2 separate regions of the Homo sapiens genome follow, and region 1 is linked to region 2. Evidence: read pairs that join two places in POLR2A ChIA-PET (ENCODE). Cell type or tissue: OCI-LY7. All regions are shown on one strand. Each heading gives the region's core, and the rest is flanking DNA. Links, peaks and the distances in the headings are about the cores only. Region 1 has its middle 10 kb from the start of KLHDC7A. Region 2 holds the start of LOC105376812 (a long non-coding RNA gene).

Region 1 (9,581 bases), core at 523-8,522, 450 kb after region 2:
GACCTGAATGGAAATCTGGGAGATGCACAGACCAGGACTGGTCCAGGGAACCGGAAGGGTGGCCTTGCAGCCAGAAGGACTTTGCTCCCTGTGCCCACCAGGGAGAGCCGGGCTGCTTCCGAGGAGCGCCATCTTGGGGTAGGAAGAAGGACAGGGGCCCAGCTATTCTGTTTAGCCTTTGTTGTAAGGGAAAAAAACTCAATTACACCTACATTTACAACATATAGGAGTGAGAGCCAGTGTCGTTACCAGAATGTTGCAGACCCTATACTCAGGTGTGCAGCTGAGACGACTTCATGGGGCCAGAGTCTCAGATTTCTACTTGACTTTACTTAATAGCCTGGGGTCTGTTGGCCTCCTGCCCTTAGCCTCAGAGTGACATCTGTGTCACTTGGCTTCTTGCTTTTCCAATAGGAATTCTTTCTTCTTCAGAAAAACAAAAAAAAATTAAATTTGGGTCGCTTTCCACTTTAAACCAACCATGCCCATTATAGAAAAAAAATAGAGAAAGGTATTAAAAATCTCCCCAATTTTGCCACTCAACGACACCCCCTACTGTGGTGTGTGTCCCTCTGGTCTTTTTCTTCTGTGCAAAGTTTTTGTTTGGCTTGATGTTTGCTTAGGTACGATTATGCTAAATATACAATTCCGTTTCTTCCTTTTTTCACTTAGCATTTTATAATAAGCATTTTCCCGTGTTATTACAAATCCTAGGTAAACATCATTTCAATAGTTGCACAATATTCCATGGAGTGAATGTATCAAGGTTTATTTAAACATCTCCCCTCCTGTTGGGCCTGCCTGTAGATTTTTGTTTTCTGTTGGGTTCTCTTTCTATCACAAATAAAACGTCCTTTGTTTTCTTATTCCTCCCTATCTGGGGCCTTCATCAATATTTACAAGAGAATGCCAGTCTAGGTCCCGTCTGCAATGGTAGAGTTGTTGAAACAACCACAGAAGCCATAGCATTTGCCTAGGGCTGGGGCCTGGCCCCTCTGTGACTGTAGGACAGAGCTGTCCTTGGAAGCCTACGGCGAGAGAGGCAAGGCTGGCTGGAGGGGCCATCCAGGGGCACCACATTCACTGGGCCCCTGCTCTCCTCTGCGTGCTTTTATATGCATCTCCTCACTGATCCTCACAACAACCCTATTTTACGGGTGAGAAAGCTGAGGCTCAGAGAATTTAATGAAATTTGCCTTCATGGCAAAATCCAAAGACCTTTTCTGTTTTCATTAAAAGTGCTTGAATCCAAGGCCAGCCAGAGTGGCTTATGCCTGTAATCTGAACACTTTGGGAGGCCCAGGTGGGAGCATCTCTTGAGGTCAGGAGTTCAAGACCAGCCTGACCAATATGGTGAAACCCCGTCTCTACTAAAAATACAAAAATTAGTTGGGCATGTTGGTGCACGCCTGTAATCCCAGCTACTCAGGAGGCTAAGGCAAGAGAATCGCTTGAACCCAGGATGCAGAGGTTGTAGTGAGCCAAGGTTGAGCCACTGCACTCCAGCTTGGGCGACAAAGTGAGACTCTATTTTAAAAAAAAAAAAAAAGTGCTTGAATCCAGCCTTACTGCCTTGCATGCAATACTCTCTCCACTCCTCTATGCTGAGGCAGTGGAGGCCAGGACCCAGCATCAGCCTTGCCTCCGACCCTGTCTCCACCCACACCAATCAATTGTGCTCCATCTTTGAACTTTGAACTCAAAGGACATATTCTTAAATTCTCTAATCCTCAATACCTGCATCTGTAAAATGGGTTTGCCACTGCCAGCCTCAAGAAGATACTGTGAGAACTAACAAAATAATAGAGGGAAAGCTCCCGGCCCAGGAACTGCTACTACTACATCTTGTACTACTTGCAGTCATGCCTGTAATCCCAGCACTTTAGGAGGCCAAGGTAGGAGGATTGCTTGAGCCCAGGAGTTCAAGACCAGCCCGGGCAATGTGGCAAAATCCCATCTCTACAAAATATACAAAAATTAGCCAGGCGTGATGGTGTGTGCCTGTGGTCCCAACTACTTGGGAGGCTGAAGTGGGAGGATCACTTGAGCCTGGGAAGCAGAGGTTGCCTTGAGCTGAGATCATGCCACACTGCACTCGAGCCTAGGTGGCAGAGTGAGACCTTGTCTCAAAAAATAAAAATAAATAAAAGTAAAATAAAAATAAAAATTTGTTAAAGTAGGTCTTGGAAGAACAGTTGTCGCCTGCAGCGGGGCTGCCCTAAGCCAGTTCAGAGGAGGAGGTTTTCTTTTACCACCCCCACCACCTCCTGCTCTCTTTCATCCTGGCCCTGGAGGAGGAAGGTTGAGAATTAAGCTGCAGCGGCCGATTCTTGTCTCAGAAGGTCTGGGGCAGGGGATGCTCAACATAAAAGTTACTCATATTTTAGACCATCCAGGTTTTGAGACTGTGAGACTCTACTCTGCTCTTCCAGAGTAGTTCAGGATTGACTGACTGGCTGATTTGAGTTTCCTCAGGCTGAAAGCATTAAGCAATTTCCAGGGGGTGTCAGTCGGAGCTGTGGAGCTTCAGAAGCTGCTCAGAGGCCCCTGGGAACCCTGAGAAAATGCGAGATGGAGGGGGCTCCCTTCTTTCACAGATTGGGAGAAATCACCACTTGGGGGAACTGGGAGTATGCTGGGCTGTGTCTGAGCTGCAAATATTAAAGGCCACAGACAGAAGCAGCCGGCACTTCCCATCTTTGTAATCCTTACTGGAAAGGGCCTTGTGGCCCTAGGGTGCCCCTCGGATCCTCCTGAAGCTGTGGCTTCAGCCAGGAGCAGCCCCTAGGCTGGGGCAGAAGGCAGAGCATGAAACACAAAGGGAGGAGGTAACTTCAGGGAGCGAGAAGAAAGGACAGCCTGGAGGAAAGTCTCCACAAACAGCTCTGACCCTGGGGTTTTTTGAAATGTGAGATGTGAAAACAAAAATGAAAAAGCGATCAAGTTTGCATTGCTTTTTTGTGTGCAGGGAGGAGACGCAAATTTTATACCATAATAAATAGAGTTCCTCTCACCAGGCTCTGTGCAAATACTTTACTGTTCTTCCCTCACTCTTCCCTCAATACATCACTGTCTGACAGAGCAATTATCTTCGTGATATAGAAGAGGAAGTGGAGACAGGACCCTGCACAAAAATTACCTATTGATTTAATGATTATTAGTAATTATAACACCTACTTTTTATTGCTAAAAAACTGGAATAAGGCATGTAATCATTGTCAATACATTTATAAAACACAAGACTAATAAGAGCTTTACTTATATTGTCTCTGGCCAAATTCTCTCTTTCCCATCAATTTTTCCATGTCTTGAATCTGGTCATGTGACTTGCTTTGGCCACTGTGGGGCAGTAACAAATTTGACATAAGCAGAGGCTTGAAAATTGCTAGGGCATTGGATGTGCTCTCTTGTGGCTCTTAGAAATCACGAGACTGCCGCCATGTGAACAAGCCCAGCCTAGGCTGTGGGATGATGAGAGACCCATAGACCAGTTACCCTAGTCAACAGCCAGTTACCAGTTACCCCAGTCAACAGCCAGCCAAACCCCCAACCTGTGAGTGAGGCCACTGACCACCAGCTGACCAACCACAGATACCTGAAAGAACCCAACCAAGACTGGCAGAACCTAACCAAGACTGGCAGAAGAACCACCTAGCTGAACCCAGCCCCAGTTGCCAATCCACAGGCTCATGAGAGAAATAGATAGTTGTGGTTTTAAGCCAGTCAATTTTGGAATGGTTTGCAACACCACAATAGGTAAGTGACACAACAATCCTGTGATATCTCATCACTTTGCAGTTGAGGAAACTAGAGTTCAAGAAAGTGAAATCTCATTCCCAGGGTCACATGCCTATAAGATAGAAGAGCTGGGAGACCTACCCCACACCTCCACCGCCCAGGTCTGCCTGACTCCAAATCCTGGGTTCTTCCTTATTCAGCCATAGGGCCCTGGCTCTGGTCTAGCCAGACTAGGGCACTGGGGACCCTCTGGGTGCCTGCCTGGCCAAGGGGCTTGGTGCTAGCCCTCAGCTAGGTCTTTTCCATGACCCAGGAACCAATGTCTACAGGGAGAAAACTCTGAGCCACCTCAGAGGAGCATCTTTACAAAAAGATCAAGAGATTAGCTCCTTGAAAAGCAATCACTGACACCTATTGAGCACAGCCACTCTATCGGCCAACTATCTTGGGATAGAGCACCTGCACTCTGCCCCCAAGAGCCTCCCCGCTGCTGAAAGGTGTTCTGTTGCCATTACCTGGGGATTGTTGCTACCTAGAGGATCCCCGAACCAATGACAGGCAGGAGTTGGTGTGTAAATACCCCAGCTCCCTCAACCCTGGAGTGAGATAACTCCTAGGTTCATGTTCTGCACTGGCTCCCAGATTTCCTGGTAGGACTGAGCCCCAGTTTCCACCAGCACTACCTACCTTGATAACATCCCTATAATAATATCACCCCAGTCTTCCTGGCTGGTGCTCCTACCTACTCCTCCTCCCTTTGTGAGACCATAGAGGAGCTGCACCCTTCTTTCCCCTCAAACCTGCCCCCCTCTACCTTCTTGAGGGCTTCACACCACAGACAGCCCTACACTGGCACCGACAATCCTCCACTAGCTCCTAGACGATTCCAAGTGGCATTCAGATGGGCTCTGGGATCTTTTATCTTAAAAGAAAAGCCACTTCCACATGACTTGCTTGGTAGTACAATAAATAAAAACCATGAATATACTTTAGAAGGTTAAAAACACTACACAGATATAATGTATCTTATTTGCAATGAGTGTCAAAGTGATGTGGTTTCTTTGTGTTCTTGAAAACAGTTTATCCTCTAAAGATTTTTGATTCTTTCTCCTGCAATCATGTTTATATGATCACATTCAGCAATCTTCACTTTGTAGATAAAATGAGGGTCAGCTTTAACCTGGCCTCAACTTGAATCAGAATACGTTCTGAGTGAATCCTTTTAAAAACAAAACAAAAACTCCTGTTATAGAATCAGATTTGAGGGAGCCAGTATCAGGCACCACCCACACCCTGGGGTTAAGTGTTTAGCTTCCTCAGTTGTACCCAGAAACATTTAAACCCATATCCGGTACCTTTTGACCACTTGCTTTCAGTTCCTAAATTTGGTCTCTCTCCCCTGGATGACACAGTGGGGTGGATGGTGGAAGATGGTGACAAATTAGGACAATATCAACCTCAAAAAGCCCAGGCAAGTAATGTCTTTCGTACAGATTGTCTTTTTAAAAAAACACTATTGTGGCATAATACATATAACACAAAACATACCATTGTAACCACTTTTAAAAGCATGCCATTCAGTGGCATTAAGTGCATTCACAACAGTGCATCTATTTGTGTTGTATGTGATTACAAAAGATACACAAACATTTATTGTAGAATATGCAACTGGAAAAATCCAGAGAAGCCCAAGAAGACAGTAAAAATCATTTCCTCCCAGAAATAATTTGTTATTGTTTTGACTTCTTTATTTCCAGTTTCTTATTACCCATAATTTTAAAAATAAAAAATGGGATCTTATACATAAGATAAAATTTACCACTTTTGCTATTTTTAAGTGTACACACTTCAGTGGCAATAAGGACTTTCACATGGTCATGCAACCACCGTCATTATCCATCTCCTTTTCCATCATCCCAGGCTGAAACTCTGCACGCATTAAAGGATACCCCTCTGTCTCCCGCTCCCTCCATAAGTAAAAGTTGTCTTTAACTTTGCAAAGCATCCTTCACGAGGATGAGGAAGTTCTTTGCTCAGTCAGCACAGAAAATTGGAAATGTGCCTTAAGCACAAAGACATACTGGTTTTCATTCATTCTGGAAAGTTCCACAAACAACGCGGCACCCAGCTCAGTAGGATGCTCCAGGGCAAGAGAATCTGCTCTCTCCAGAGGACATGATGAATAGCTTTCTTCTCTAAGTCACCAGCGCTCCCTCCTTATTGCCATGGGGAAAGACAAAAGGAAAATCACCCTCTCTGTTCTCCAGGTACTCCCTCCATCCTCTCGCTACATGAATTACTTTTGGTGTTGTAACAAAAATATAGGTTGGAAATGATAGAGGTATAAAACATGGGGATGATTTTGTTCCATCGTGCATCCTAATTATGCAATGACAGGCACTTTTGGGTACGTGGAACTAAGTAACTACGATCATGGAGTAAGAATCGCTTCAAGGTTGTTTGACACCCAGGACAGGGACTGTATTTAAGAAGCATCACGTTGCTTTAACCACAGGGATGAATGGGAGTATGGAGGATTGAAAGACCAAGGCTTGGGTGCAAAGTGGGCATCAGGGAAGGTTTCCAGAGGCAGCAAGGTCCACAAAGGGAGTGACAAGGCTAGCACATCTGCCTGTCAAATTGACAGGCATGGGTTCCACCCTTCATCCATCAGATGTTCATTAAACCAGTACTACTTGCAAGGTGCCAGGGGAACTGTTGTGAATGGCTGAGCCCATTGTGCTAGGGATGCTGAGAAATAAACAGGTGAACAATTACAGAAAATGATGGGAGATTGGCACAGATTCAGCGCAGGAATCAAATGTAATGCTGGGGTGGAGAGTGACAGCGGGGGTACACTTAAGATATTTCTCAAGGTGGCTTCCCCAAACAGGTGGCATTTAAGCTGAGATGTGAACAATAAGGAGGACTTGGCCAAGAGGGAGGAAGTGTGGGGTGGGGGAAAGGGAGGGAGGGAAGATGAGAGAGAGAGAGAGGCACAAGAGGAAGAGCACTCTAGGGGAGGGAACACCAAGAGCAAAGGCCCTGTGTCCTAGCCCAAGTGAAGGCCAATGTGGCCAGAGAGGGGATAGGAGACCAGGTTACACAGGTGTTGTCAGCCAAGATAAGAAGGGTGAATTTTATTCCTAGTCCACTGAGAAGCCTTCAGCAGATTTTGTTTACTTAATTTTTACAATAAATATCTTATTTTACAATAGTTTTAAATGTACAGGAAAGTTTCAAGGATAATACATCGCACATACCCCACACCCAGTTTCCCCTGTTGCAAGGGTCCTCAACCCCTGTTGGGGTTCTGGTACTGGTTCATGGCCTGTTAGGAACCAGACCGCATAGCAAGAGGTGAGCGATGGGCGAGTGAGCATGACTGCCTGAGCTCTGCCTCTTGTCAGATCAGCAGCAACACTGGATTCTCATAGGAGAACGAACCCTATTGTGAACTGTGCATTCAAGGGATCTGAGTTGCATGCTCCTTATGGTAATCTAATGCCTGGCAATCTGAGGTGAAACAGTTTCATCCTGAAACCATCCCCTGCCACCCCAGTTCATGGAAAAATTGTCTTCCACGAAACCGAAACCGGTCCCTGGTGCCAAAAGGGCTGGGGACCGCTGCCCTATTGCTAACATGTTGCATTAGGATGGTTCACTTGTCACAACTAAGGAGCCAGCATTGATACATTATGATTAACTAAGGTCCATACTTGATTCAGATTTCCCTTTTATCTGATGTCCTTTGTACTCCAGTGTTCCATCCAAGACACTGCATTACTTCTAGTTGTCATGTCTTCTTAGGCTTTTCTTGGTAGTGATGGTTTTGATACAGGGCAGGCAAACCTCCAAGTTGGGGCTTATCCTGGGAGGGTTCTTCACCCAGGAAAGAATTCAAGGGTGAACCAATGGTGATAAACAGCAACTTTTATTGACGCAGCAGTGCACAGCAGCAGCAGCAGCGGGAATGCTCTCTGCAGAGCAGGGCTACCCCATAGGTAGTGCACCCAGAGTAGCAGCTCAGAGGCAACTCTGTGCTCATATGTATACCCACTTTTAATTACATGCAAATTATGGAGTGGTTTGGCAGGGCACAGTGGCTCATGCCTGTAATCCCAGCTGAGGTAAGTGGATTACTTGAGGTCAGGAGTTCCAGACCAGCCTAGGCAACATGGCAAAACCCCATCTCTACTAAAAATACAAAAATTAGCTGGGCATGCCTGTAATCTCAGCTACTGGGAGGCTGAGGTGGGAGGATAGCTTGAACCCGGGAGGCAGAGGTTGCAGTGAGCCAAGATCATGCCATTGCACTCCAGCCTGGGCGATAGAACAAGACTCCACCTCAAAAAAGAAAATGGGGTGGTTTATGCAAAAATTTCTAGGAAAAAGGGTGGCAACTTCCAGGTTGTTGGGTTGTTGCCATGGAAATGGGTAGTAACTTCCAGGTGGCCATGGTAAACTGACAAGGCACACTGATGGGCGGATCTTACAGAAAGCTGCTTCCACCCTGACCTGTTTTAGCTAGTCCTCAATTTGGTCTAGTGTCCGAGCCCCACCCCTAGAGCTAAATCTCATTTCCTTCCTCAGTTTTCCAGAGCTTCCTTGTTTTTGGTGTTCTTGACAGTTTTGAGGACTGCTGGTCAAGTGTTTTGTAGACTGTCTTTTCAACATGGTTTTGGTTGATGTTTTTCTCATGGAGTTATGGGTTTCTTGACTGGGCTTACGGGTTTTAGGAGGAAGACCACAGAGGTAAAGTGCCCTTCTCCTCATATGATATTAAGAGTGCATGCTACTAACACAACTTATTACTGTTGATGCGGACCTTGATCACCTGGCTGAGGTGGTGTTTGCCACATTTCTCTGCTGTGAACCTATTCTTTTTTCCCCTTGCCATACTCTACCCTAGAGAAGGAAGTCACTGTTTGCAGCTTATAGGGTGAAGTGTCATGTTCTGCCTCCTTGATGCAGGGAGTATCTACAAAAATTATTTGGAACTCGTCTCTGTGGCAGATTCATCTATTCTTCCTTATTTATTTACTTATTCAATCATCTATTTATATCAGTACAGACTCATAGATATTATAGATACAGATATCATAGATATTTTCTTTATACTTTGAGTTATACTGCAATACTACATTGTTTAATTCCTTAATCAGATTATCTAGTTTGGGCCATGAGGAGCTCTTTCAGTTGGCACCTCTGTCCTTTTGGTACACCCTCACTGATTTCTTTTTAGCATTTTCTTACTCTGACGCAGACTCATCTTCTGTATTTCCAGCCCAGTCTTAGGACCAGACATTTCTCCAGGTAGCAGTGGTTTATTTTTTTAGAGAAGAATATTGAAAACCAAACTCTGGACACTGGGTCTTCAGAGGTTTTGGCACACACTGGTGGTCTAGGGAAGAAATCACAATTTTTTTTCTTTCTCTTCTTAGGCCCATAGTTGAGATACTCTCCTGAAAACAAAAGTCAGATTAACAGAAGAAAAACAAACTGAAGTTTATTAACACATGCTATACCCATCATGTGGGTGAGGCTTCAGTTCAAAAGTATTTCTCTCTTAAGGCAGTGGCTTAGGAGTTTTGCCTGAATGGTATTTTAACAAAGACCCATAAATCCTATGTTGGAGAGAAATATTTTGGTTTCCTTCAGTGGCATTGTCTAGTTTCAGTTTTAAATGTGTCCTCTGGTTGCCATGGAGAGAATGTATTGCGGGGTGGCCAGAGGGGAAGTCAGGATACCAGCGAGAAGAATACAGAGGTCATCCGGGCAAGAGGCAATGGCCTTGATGCCACAAGGACACAGGGGCAGGCAGAGGTGAGTCTGAGTAGTGG
Region 2 (9,581 bases), core at 793-8,792:
ATCTGGAATTAACAGCAAGCTTGTCCAAATTCTTAATGACATTCTAAGGGAATCCAGGAGAAGCTGGGGTAACAACCCTGAGACAAGAACAGTTAGCTTTGGGGGCACTGAATTGTCTTAATGGAATGTGGCCAAATGTGATTGGGGTAGGGGAGGATTACATCTCACCTGGAAGGGAACAAGAGTGTTTGTGGTCATACCTGGCAGTCCATGTACTGGCTCAATTAGGCACCACTTGATTGGGGCTGTAAATTCTAGAAGGGTGGAACGCATGTTTATCTTTTACACTGCGAAATCTCCCAGGCCTAGGACCTAGTACCTAGTAGGGGTTTCAATAAATAGGTACTGAATGATAACAATAACTCATGTTTATTAAGTGCTTACTAGATACCAGACACTCTGCTAAGAACTTTACAAGGGTGGTACACACCTCAGCTGCAAATGCAGCTACATCAGGAGATAGAAAAGATCCTGACACCTGAGTCCTGCTCCCCAAATGTTTTGCTTTAATTGGTTTAGGGTGAAAACCGGACCCTGGCATTTTTTTTCATGCTCTCCAGGTAACTCTAATATACAGCCAAGGTGGCGAGTATCACTTTATACGCCTCGCCTCGTCTAATTCTTCCATTAACCGTAGGAAGTGTTTACTATGCTTGTGCCCATTTTGTAGATGAGAAGGCAGATGCTCAGAAAGGTTAAATAGTCTGTCCAAGGAAGTGGTAGTGTCAGAATTTGAACCAAGGCAGCTGAACTCTTGACACCTGGGGCTGAGCCATGAAACCACACAGAATGAACATAGGGAAGATAGGAAATCATTAGAGCTGCAGATACAGGAAAAAGGTGTGGCAGGTGCACCTGCCTTGACCACAAGCTCCTCCTAAGGGAGGTGACTCCACCCACAGATGGATTCCATGCTTGGCTGTTTCTGAAATAAGAGTGACACCTTTCTGTGCCTGGTAACCTGTACCTTGGGCCAGATATCTTCCTGATATGCAAAAACTTTCCCTTCTGGCATAATCCCAGTTTACACAAGTTAAATAAGCACTTGTGAAATTAATTGCTTAATATTGCATTTTACAAATCGATGAATAAATCGAAGTACTGTCCACATCTCCCTCTTTAATCCCAAATATCCACTTTCCTTATTGGATCCCCTAAGCAGCTTATGCTCTGTCCTCTGGCTGTAATGATCAGAGCCTCAGAGCAAACAGTTCATTCATTCACCCATTCATTCATTCATTCATTCATTCATTCATTCGGTATCTTCTCTGCACCAGGCTGTCTCCTGAATGCTGGAGCATTTTCTCGTGGGTAACCATGCATCAAACAGCAATGAGAGAAGGACCTGAATTCATGCTGATTTTCACTTGCCTTAATGTAAAACAGGATTGCCTGCATTTCAGATTTTGCTAGTTTATCTTGCACGGCCAAAGCCCCAGTTATCTCTGCTTCACTAAGTCTTGAGATTGGTTTGGAACTTGAACATATATTCTTCAAAACCATTAAAAGTGGTTTAATTGGCTGTTCAGGGATGTCTTCCACTCTCCTCTTCAAATGGATCATCCCTCTCTGTCTCTCCCAAGAACTGGGAACTAGAAGCTCCTCGCCTGGATGATCCATTTCCCTGGATTTATTTATCTTGCTCTGGGCCCCAGAAGCATTAGGCTTCGCCTAGCAGATCCAGCCTCTCTTCGCTGCTGCACATCCAAATCCTACTTCAGACACCCACTGTAGCAAAACTACAGCCCTGGATGAAGGAGCAATGCCAGTCAGCATCATCCAAGGAGAAGGTCTGCTCTTTTAAAAAATTCAAACTATATCTTGATAAAACATGGTGATGAAGGCAGTCAAGGGAGGACATCAAGGAAGAAATACAGAGACAGCCACCTGGGGTTATGCAACACAGCAGAAACACAATGACCTTGGGAATCTGTGAGTCCTGATATGCTGGTCAGCTGCCAGGCATTTTTTGGGTGCCCATTATATTCCAGACCCAGGACCTGGTTCATATTCAGGCTCTTCTATCTCCTAGCAGTGTGACCTTAAGCAAGTCTCATAGCCCCTTTGAGTCTGTCTCATTGTTTAGTGCAGGGTCTCTGAAAATTAAGTGAGGCCATATATGTGAATGCATGTGATGATCTGCAGGTAACAGAGAAGTGCTGGTGCAATGGCTGGTTTAGAATACCAGTGGCCAGCCATTTGGAACTGGGCACCCCATGCCACCCACCCCTAGCGAGCTCCATGATGCATAATGTACATATTTGTATGCATACATAAGTATACATGCACATATAATAAATGCATAAATATGTGCATATTTTGCAAAGGTAAATAGAGAGAGAGATGGAGCTGCACTACAGAAATACAAAGACAAGCCTATTTCCAGATATTCTCTTGAATTCATTTCTAGACTATTTCTAGTTCTTAGCAAAGTGCTTGGTACATAATAGATACTTGACACATATTTGTTGAATGACCAGACATAAGAATCCATGATTTTTGTGTGTGCGTGTGAGAGAGAGAGAGACTAAGAGAGACAGAAAGAGAGAGAAATAGGGAGACAGAGAGCATATGTGTGTTCCTCAGCCTGAATGCCGCCCCTGCTGCCTTGGGAGGTTTGGACAAGCCCAGGCTGGAATACACTTGAAGGAGGGGCAGGACTTGGAGAAAGCAGAGAAGGGGGCTGGTAGGAAAGATGGAGGGACAGGATGGATAGATATAGTTATAACAATAATTCAAGAGGCAATATCATGTTTAATGCAAATTCCAGAAAATAAAATAAAATTAATAAAATACTGAATAAAATACCAAAAAAAAAAAAAAACACAAAACAAAACTATATACTTTTTTTTTTTTGAGACAGAGTCTTGCTTTGTCTTTTTTTGAGACAGTCTTGCTCCCAGGCTGGAGAGCGGTGGCATGGTCTTGGCTCATTGCAATCTCTGGCTCCCGGGTTCAAGCGATTCTCATGCTTCAGCCACCCAAGTAGCTGGGATTATAGGTGTACACCACCATGCCCAGCTAATTTTTGTATTTTTAGTAGAGATGGGTTTTCACCATGTTGGCTAGGCTGGTCTCGAACTCCTGGCCTCAAGAGATTCCATCTGCCTTGGCCTCCCAAAGTGCTGGGATTATAGGCGTGAGCCACCTCTCCCAGCCAAAAAACATTAACTCTCTAATTCCCCTTTCTCTGTCTTCTTTTTCCTTTCTAGTTAGAATTGTCAGATAAACACACAAACAGGATGCCCAATTAGGTTTGAATTTCAGATTAAATGGTAAATAATTTTATAAGCATGTTCCAAGTATTGCATGCACAAATATCACATGCTACATAACATGTACTAAAAAATTATTCATCCTGTACATTTATTTGCCCAATCTGGCAACCTTATCCAGTCGTTCTAGTAAAAGTTCCTACATTCTACTTTTTAAAAATGCCACATAAGTGCTCAAAGACCTTTGATCCTTTGATGGTTGTTCATTGTCTATGGGATTAATAATATTCCTTTAACCAGGCCTCTGGCCTCTGAGCCACAGGTCCCCTCTCTCCAGCTCCAGTCCACGTGGAAGCCTGGCCACTGATCGATGCAGTGCCCCCTCCACTCATGCCTGGCCTGGTCCTGCAAATACCTGTAAGCAGCTGTGGGTAGGGGCAGGTAGCTTTGGTCCATGTTTGGCTTCTAAATCACATTACCTTCATCCCCCACAAAAAGGTAAGTATCAGCTGGCCATGGAGCTCCTGCTGTCTTTTGCACAGAATCAAACCTCACACCTAAAAGAGAGAGGCCAAGCAGATTTTTCTTTACCTCTTCAGGACACCAAAAAGGTAATTCCCTTTTCCCTGGTCATGGAGGAGCTCAGAAAGAGCCTTATCAGAGATAAAGCCTTTGCAGTGGGTCGTCAACCGTCACTCACAGCCACTGCAGGCCCCAGCATCGGGTGATGGTGGAGCCCTGCTTGGTTTTTGTCGTGCTCTTTCAGCATTCCCACATTCCTCAGCCTGAACATCTCCCCTGCTGCCTTTGGAGGTTTGAACAACTCCACACTGGAATACACTTGAAGGAGGGGCAGGACTTGGAGAAGGCAGAGAAGGGAGCTGGTAGGAAAGTTGGAGGGGCGGGTGCTTGGAGCTCCCATTGTATCCTGGGAACCGTCTCTTGAGCCTGGGTCACCTCATCTAGAAAAACAGGAACCACAAGGTCTGCCTGCCCCTCAGGATAATGGTGAGGGTGCAGTGAGATGGTGCGTGGTAAGCCTCCCCCTGTACAGTCTGTCCTCGTCGTGGTAAGCCTCCCCCTGTACAGTCTGTCCTCGTAAAGTTTCACTTCCTTTTCCTAGTGTACAGCCTGCAGTGGGGCATCTAGCCTCCTAGGGTTGGTTCTAGCCAAGTTGGTATTGAGTTGAATGGTCTTCTGCCACTGAGCTGAGCCAAAGACCCCAAGCCTGGTGTCTAAAACCCCTCACTAAGAGCCCATCTTGGAGATAAGTCAGGGACTGATGCCTCTGATTAGGCCGTCCCTCCCTGTCTTGGGGAATCAAGGTGACACGAGGAAACCCTCATTCAGCTTGCATTCTCCAAAAATAGCCTATCACTCACCAAACTCTTCCCAGCTGTCATCCCAGTAAATTCCCCCAACAACCCTGAGGTTGGGCTCCGTTACCAGTCACGTTTTAAACAGCTAGTCACCAGGGCTCTTGGCTGTTGGATTTCACGGCCTGTGATCTTAACCCAGAGCCCTTAAGAAATTGGAGGTGAATTTTGGCTCCAAGGGCAGTCCCTGCTGCAAGCTTGGAATTTCCATCCTTCCCTGCCTTTCATCTGGGAATAGAGAGGGGCCTGGACACCGCCACCTCCTGGTGCACTGAATGTACCCAGGCTTGCTTCAAAACCAGCCACCTGGCTCCCACTCTCAGCAGTAAGTCCCCCCTCCCTCACAACCACAATCTTTTTCCTGGGTGTTTTTTTTGTTTTTTCTTTCTGTGGCTCTGGCCTTCTCTCCCTGAAAATACAGTTTGCTGATATTAAAAACACACACACACAATCACAAACACATTTTATATAGTCTTTGAAGTCTACTGGCCTCAGGCTCCTGGACTGATAAGTATGCAGATAGAGCGCAGACCAGAGCTGGGAAGACAGTACCCTGTGCAGGCGGAGGCAGGGGCCCCCGCGGGGGTGGGAAGGGACAGAGACGCCAATGGGTCCCAGAGGCAGGGCGTCCCACCCTGTTCATCTAAGCCTGAAGGAGAAAATCGGATCAGGTTGGGGAAGGGGGGATGAAGCCCGTCAGGGCTGCTGCTCCTGGGCTCTCCAAAATGAGGTCTGCTCTCAGAGGCTGGGCCATCAGGGGTTCCCTCTTTTTTTTTTTTTTTTTTTTTTTTTAGACAGAGTCTCGCTCTGTCGCCCAGGCTGGAGTGCAATGGCGTGATCTCGGCTCACTGCAACCTTTGCCTCCCGGGTTCACGCCATTCTCCTGCCTCAGCCTCCTGAGTAGCTGGGACTACAGGCGCCCGCCACCAAGCCCTGCTAATTTTTTTTTTATATTTTTAGTAGAAACTGCGTTCACCATGTTACCCAGGATGGTCTTGATCTCCTGACCTAGTGATCCATCTGCCTCGGCCTCCCAAAGTGCTGGGATTACAGGCGTGAGCCACCGCGCCTGGCCCATCAGGGATTCCCTCTCAAAACAGGGAGGGGAAAAGGATGTTTCATGTGCCCCAAGGCCTCAGAGGGCATCTTCGTGCCCAGGAAAAAGATTAAGATGGGGAATTGTTGAGGTTCTGGGGTCAGTGTAGTTCTAGAAAAGAGGCACGTTTATAAATTGTGGCAGGCAGGGTAAAGAGGAGGGTACAGAACAGTAACCTCTGTCAGCCCCTTCAAAGCTGCTACAAAGCTGCCTGGATAAGGACACCGCCCACCAGATACTCAGCAGAATCACTGGGGCAGTGATGCCCTCCTGGCACAGCAGCAGACGCCCAGCTCTTTGTAAACCCAGGGAAGGAAGGTGCCACCTTAAGGGAACTCCCAGGTTGATGAGCACAGGGCTGCAGGGAGAACCCAGACATTAGGACCTGATGGCCTGATGAGGTGGTGGAGGACAGAGCCCATGACCTCCTAGGTACTGAGAGCTCCCAGGCTGAGGAGAAAGCTCCAGCTCTTGTTTCACAGGGAAGTCCCCAGTGAAATAGGGGAAGGAGGACCTACATAAGCACAGGAAGCTCCGACGCAGAAGTCCTCTTCACTCTCAATTCTGCAGTCACCAAACCTGGCACCTCTTACCCATCCCCAGACTTGTGCCAAGGGGTCTCGCAGAGGAGCCTTCCCTACTTTCAATGCTTACTGTGTTGCTTTCAAAGCTTGGTCCCCGCATCTAGTCTGAATTCTCTGACTGCCTTGGGTCCCTCAGAAAGAGACATCTGACCCCACTTCACTTCCACTTAACCTGCACTGTCCCATCCATCCCCATCACCCCTCTCCCCAATTCCACCCCACCCATCTGTACCACCCATCCCTGCAGCTTCTCAGCTCCCTAGTGTCCTCACCTTTGTACATGGCTTCCAGCAATGGAACCCCTGTTTGTGAGCTCATCACTTGTCGAGGGCTGGGCTCCTGATCTCATCAGCTTCATCTCTCAGCTCCTAACACAGTGCCCAGCCACTATGTTTATCTCACATTAGCTACATGGCCCATGTATGTTATCTCATCAATACATAGGAGACCAAGGCTCTGAGAAGCCTGACAACTCGCTCCCCCATCACCCGGGGAATTCTTGTCATCCCTTACGTCACAGCCTAAATGTCCCTTCCTTGGGGAAACTCTCTCTGACATCCCCCACCGCACCCCATCCTCCCCACTCCAATGCAGCATCTTGTGCATCTCTGTAGCACTAATCACAGTGGCATTTAATGAGTTGTTTCTGCAATGGTTTGCTCTCTCCCCACTCATGCATATGCTCCTCAAGGGATGGCAACATGTCTCTATTGTTTACCACCCTGTCCTGAATGCAGGGGCCCTGACTCAGAGAAGACTCCGGGTAATTATTTACCATTTGAAGAATGAATGGCTTCCTAAGTTTGTGCACCTAGAGCTCTCTGGCCTTCAGCTGCTTCATCTGTAAGTAGGCGGAGCCTTAGGTCCCCAGGACTAGCTCACTCTTAAGATGACTTCTCATTCTTAGGTCCTAGAAAATGCTTTTTAAAATTCCATCTTCCTTTCCCAAATGGAAACAACAATGTCATACCAATCAGGTTGGAAAAAAAATGAGAAATTTGGATAATGCCATGTGCTGAGTACCAGTGTCCTCGAAGAAACCTGTCAGTATTCAGGGAAATGAAGTACTGCACGCCTTCTGACCCCACCATCCCACTCCTGGGGAGACTCCGGGGAAACACTCACGTGGTCCCAGTGGGTCACCCACATGGTGGGGCATCGGAGGCAATCTAGTGTCCACCCCTGGAACAGCGGACATCTCTAGAGAAACTCTGCAGCAGTCAGAAACATCGAATGAGATAATGCACAGCAACTCAGGTAGATCTTAAAAACATGGTGTTAAGTGAAAAAATTAAGCAACAGAATGAGATCTATAGCCCAATACAATTTATGTAAATTAAAACACATTCGCACAATAAACAACACCATATATTTTATAGGCACCATCCGTATCTGAGGACATATATTAGAGATTTTAGAGTGGAGCTACAGAGGGGGCAGTCAGGAGGGGCCAGGCAATAGCATCAGGGAGAAGGAGAAAAATCGAACAAAGCAAAACAAGAGTGAGGCTGTGTGAGATCAGGATGTTAATGGATGGTGAGTTGAACGTTGTGTTGGACTTGGACTAATCCAACTCTCTTTTCAAGGTGAATGTAATGACTGATTAACGAACGAAGACTCCACCTTCTCTTCCTCTCGTGGATCCCAGCGAACTTCCAGGGCATGGGTTGGCATAGGTTTGAAGAAGGTTTCTCGGCCTCTGCACTGTCTACATTTTGGGCCCGCTGAGTCTTTGTAGTTGGGGCTGGCCTGTGCATTGTAGGATGTTTAGCAGTTTCCCTGGTGTCCACCTACCAGATGCCAGTTGCACCTACCAAGTTCTGACACCCAAAATGTCTTCAGACATCGCCAAATGTCCCCTGGGGGACAAAAATCACCCCTGGTTGAGAACCACTGGGTTGGAATACAAGCCTGAAAAACCGCTCCCAGTCTGCCAGGTAAGTGACCCACACTTGCTTTACAAAACCCCATGCACGGAGCAACAGAACCTTGGGACCTGGGACTAAGCTTGTAGCTCCGTGTTGAAAGCCTGCAGCGTCACTTGCATTTTAAATCAAGGCTCGGTGGAGATTCCAGTTACAGCCTGCAACTGCATCTGCCTTGGGCTTCCTCCTAATTTTAACCAGCAGCTGGATTTGCATAGGACATTTGCATCTGAAATTACCCATGATTCTTTGGGAGCCATAGTCTACAGCAGATGATGGCAAAAAATATATATAATTCCATTTCAGCTTGCAAAGTAGGGGGGAGGAAGGAGATGAAGACTTCAGGGAGGGAGGGTACTTTAAGAAAATTTCAGTGCTTTATATAATTGGTTAGAGAGGTTGGAAATAGATGCCCTGCTGGTCACTGGCAGAGAGAACTGTCCTGGCAATTCGTATGTGAATTAATGACTCAAAGAGTGAATGCATGAGGTCCCCTGAGACTCCCCCAGGAGCGAGCTACTGACCCAAGTGGAGGCAGGCAGAGGAGAGGGAAGGATGGTGCAGACCTGTGTACAGAACAGCACACAGCCCAGCCCCAGGCCTCCAGGAGCCCAGCCACCCGCTAGCACTGGCCGGCCCGGGAGCCTGCCACATGCCCGAGAGCACTCACTAAGTGCCTTCCCACCGTGGGCCATTTCATCACACAGCCCCACCCCTCTTGATGAAGGCATCGTTCCCCTCATTTAGAAGAGGAGGAGGTGGAGATTCCCAAGTCTCACTCTCAGTAAAGAGCAGAGCCTGAATTGGAAGGAAATTCTGCCAGACTCTAAAACCAGTGCTCCTTCCACTAAGACCCTCAGTGGGTCATTTGCTGACTTGCAAAGTTAATATACAGGCAAAAGCATGGCAGGTCATGCCAACAGGAGCAGACGACCCCTCCTTTACAGTTCAGCAGTTTCTGCTCAACCCAAGATTTGGCCAGGCCTGGGTTCCAGAATGTAAAAGCAGACATCTGCAAGCCATGCCCTAAATTCCAGGTGAGGTGTGTCTGTGCCACATGGGCTAAGGCTTAACTGGCACCTTCCTGGTTGCCATCTGCAGACACCAAGGTTAACCACACCCTCCACTTGCTGCCCCAGGGCCTTGCAGTCCTCTGTGATTGCATTACTTATTCTTTCTACATCTCTCTCCCCTACTAGACCGTAACATCTTGGGGGCAGAGATCATGACCGGCTCATCTATGTCTCTATCCCAGAGCTCCAGAAATATATGTGCTATAAACTGAGCTAATTTGGGGCTGGGAGCAGGAGACTAACCAATCTGTGTCATTCCAGTTGAAATGCTATCTTGTCCAGGAATAGTTTCTTGATTTTCCCAGGAGGAAG

What was found. Peaks named below come from ENCODE experiments on the same cell type or tissue, not always from the same donor. Only the 100,000 strongest peaks of a DNase experiment are listed, where the experiment ranks them.
Region 1: POLR2A ChIA-PET joins it to region 2 with 6 read pairs; 1 of 35 experiments calls an interaction of 5 or more read pairs at or near these places.

The regions. Positions count from the first base shown.
Region 1 is chr1:18,486,289-18,495,869 of GRCh38, forward strand. No RefSeq gene overlaps it. Among named protein-coding and RNA genes, the nearest start is that of KLHDC7A, 10 kb to the left of the region's middle. In OCI-LY7, for the core only: no CTCF peak of the experiment used is centred there; a DNase peak (open chromatin) is centred at 5,083; H3K4me3 peaks cover 865 bases; H3K27ac peaks cover 495 bases.
Region 2 is chr1:18,037,028-18,046,608 of GRCh38, forward strand. It overlaps LOC105376812 (a long non-coding RNA gene), which reads left to right and starts at 6,727. Exons shown (of 3, transcript XR_947008.3): 1 at 6,727-7,528; 2 at 7,858-8,208. In OCI-LY7, for the core only: a CTCF peak has its summit at 4,851 (motif pointing left); DNase peaks (open chromatin) are centred at 814 and 4,304.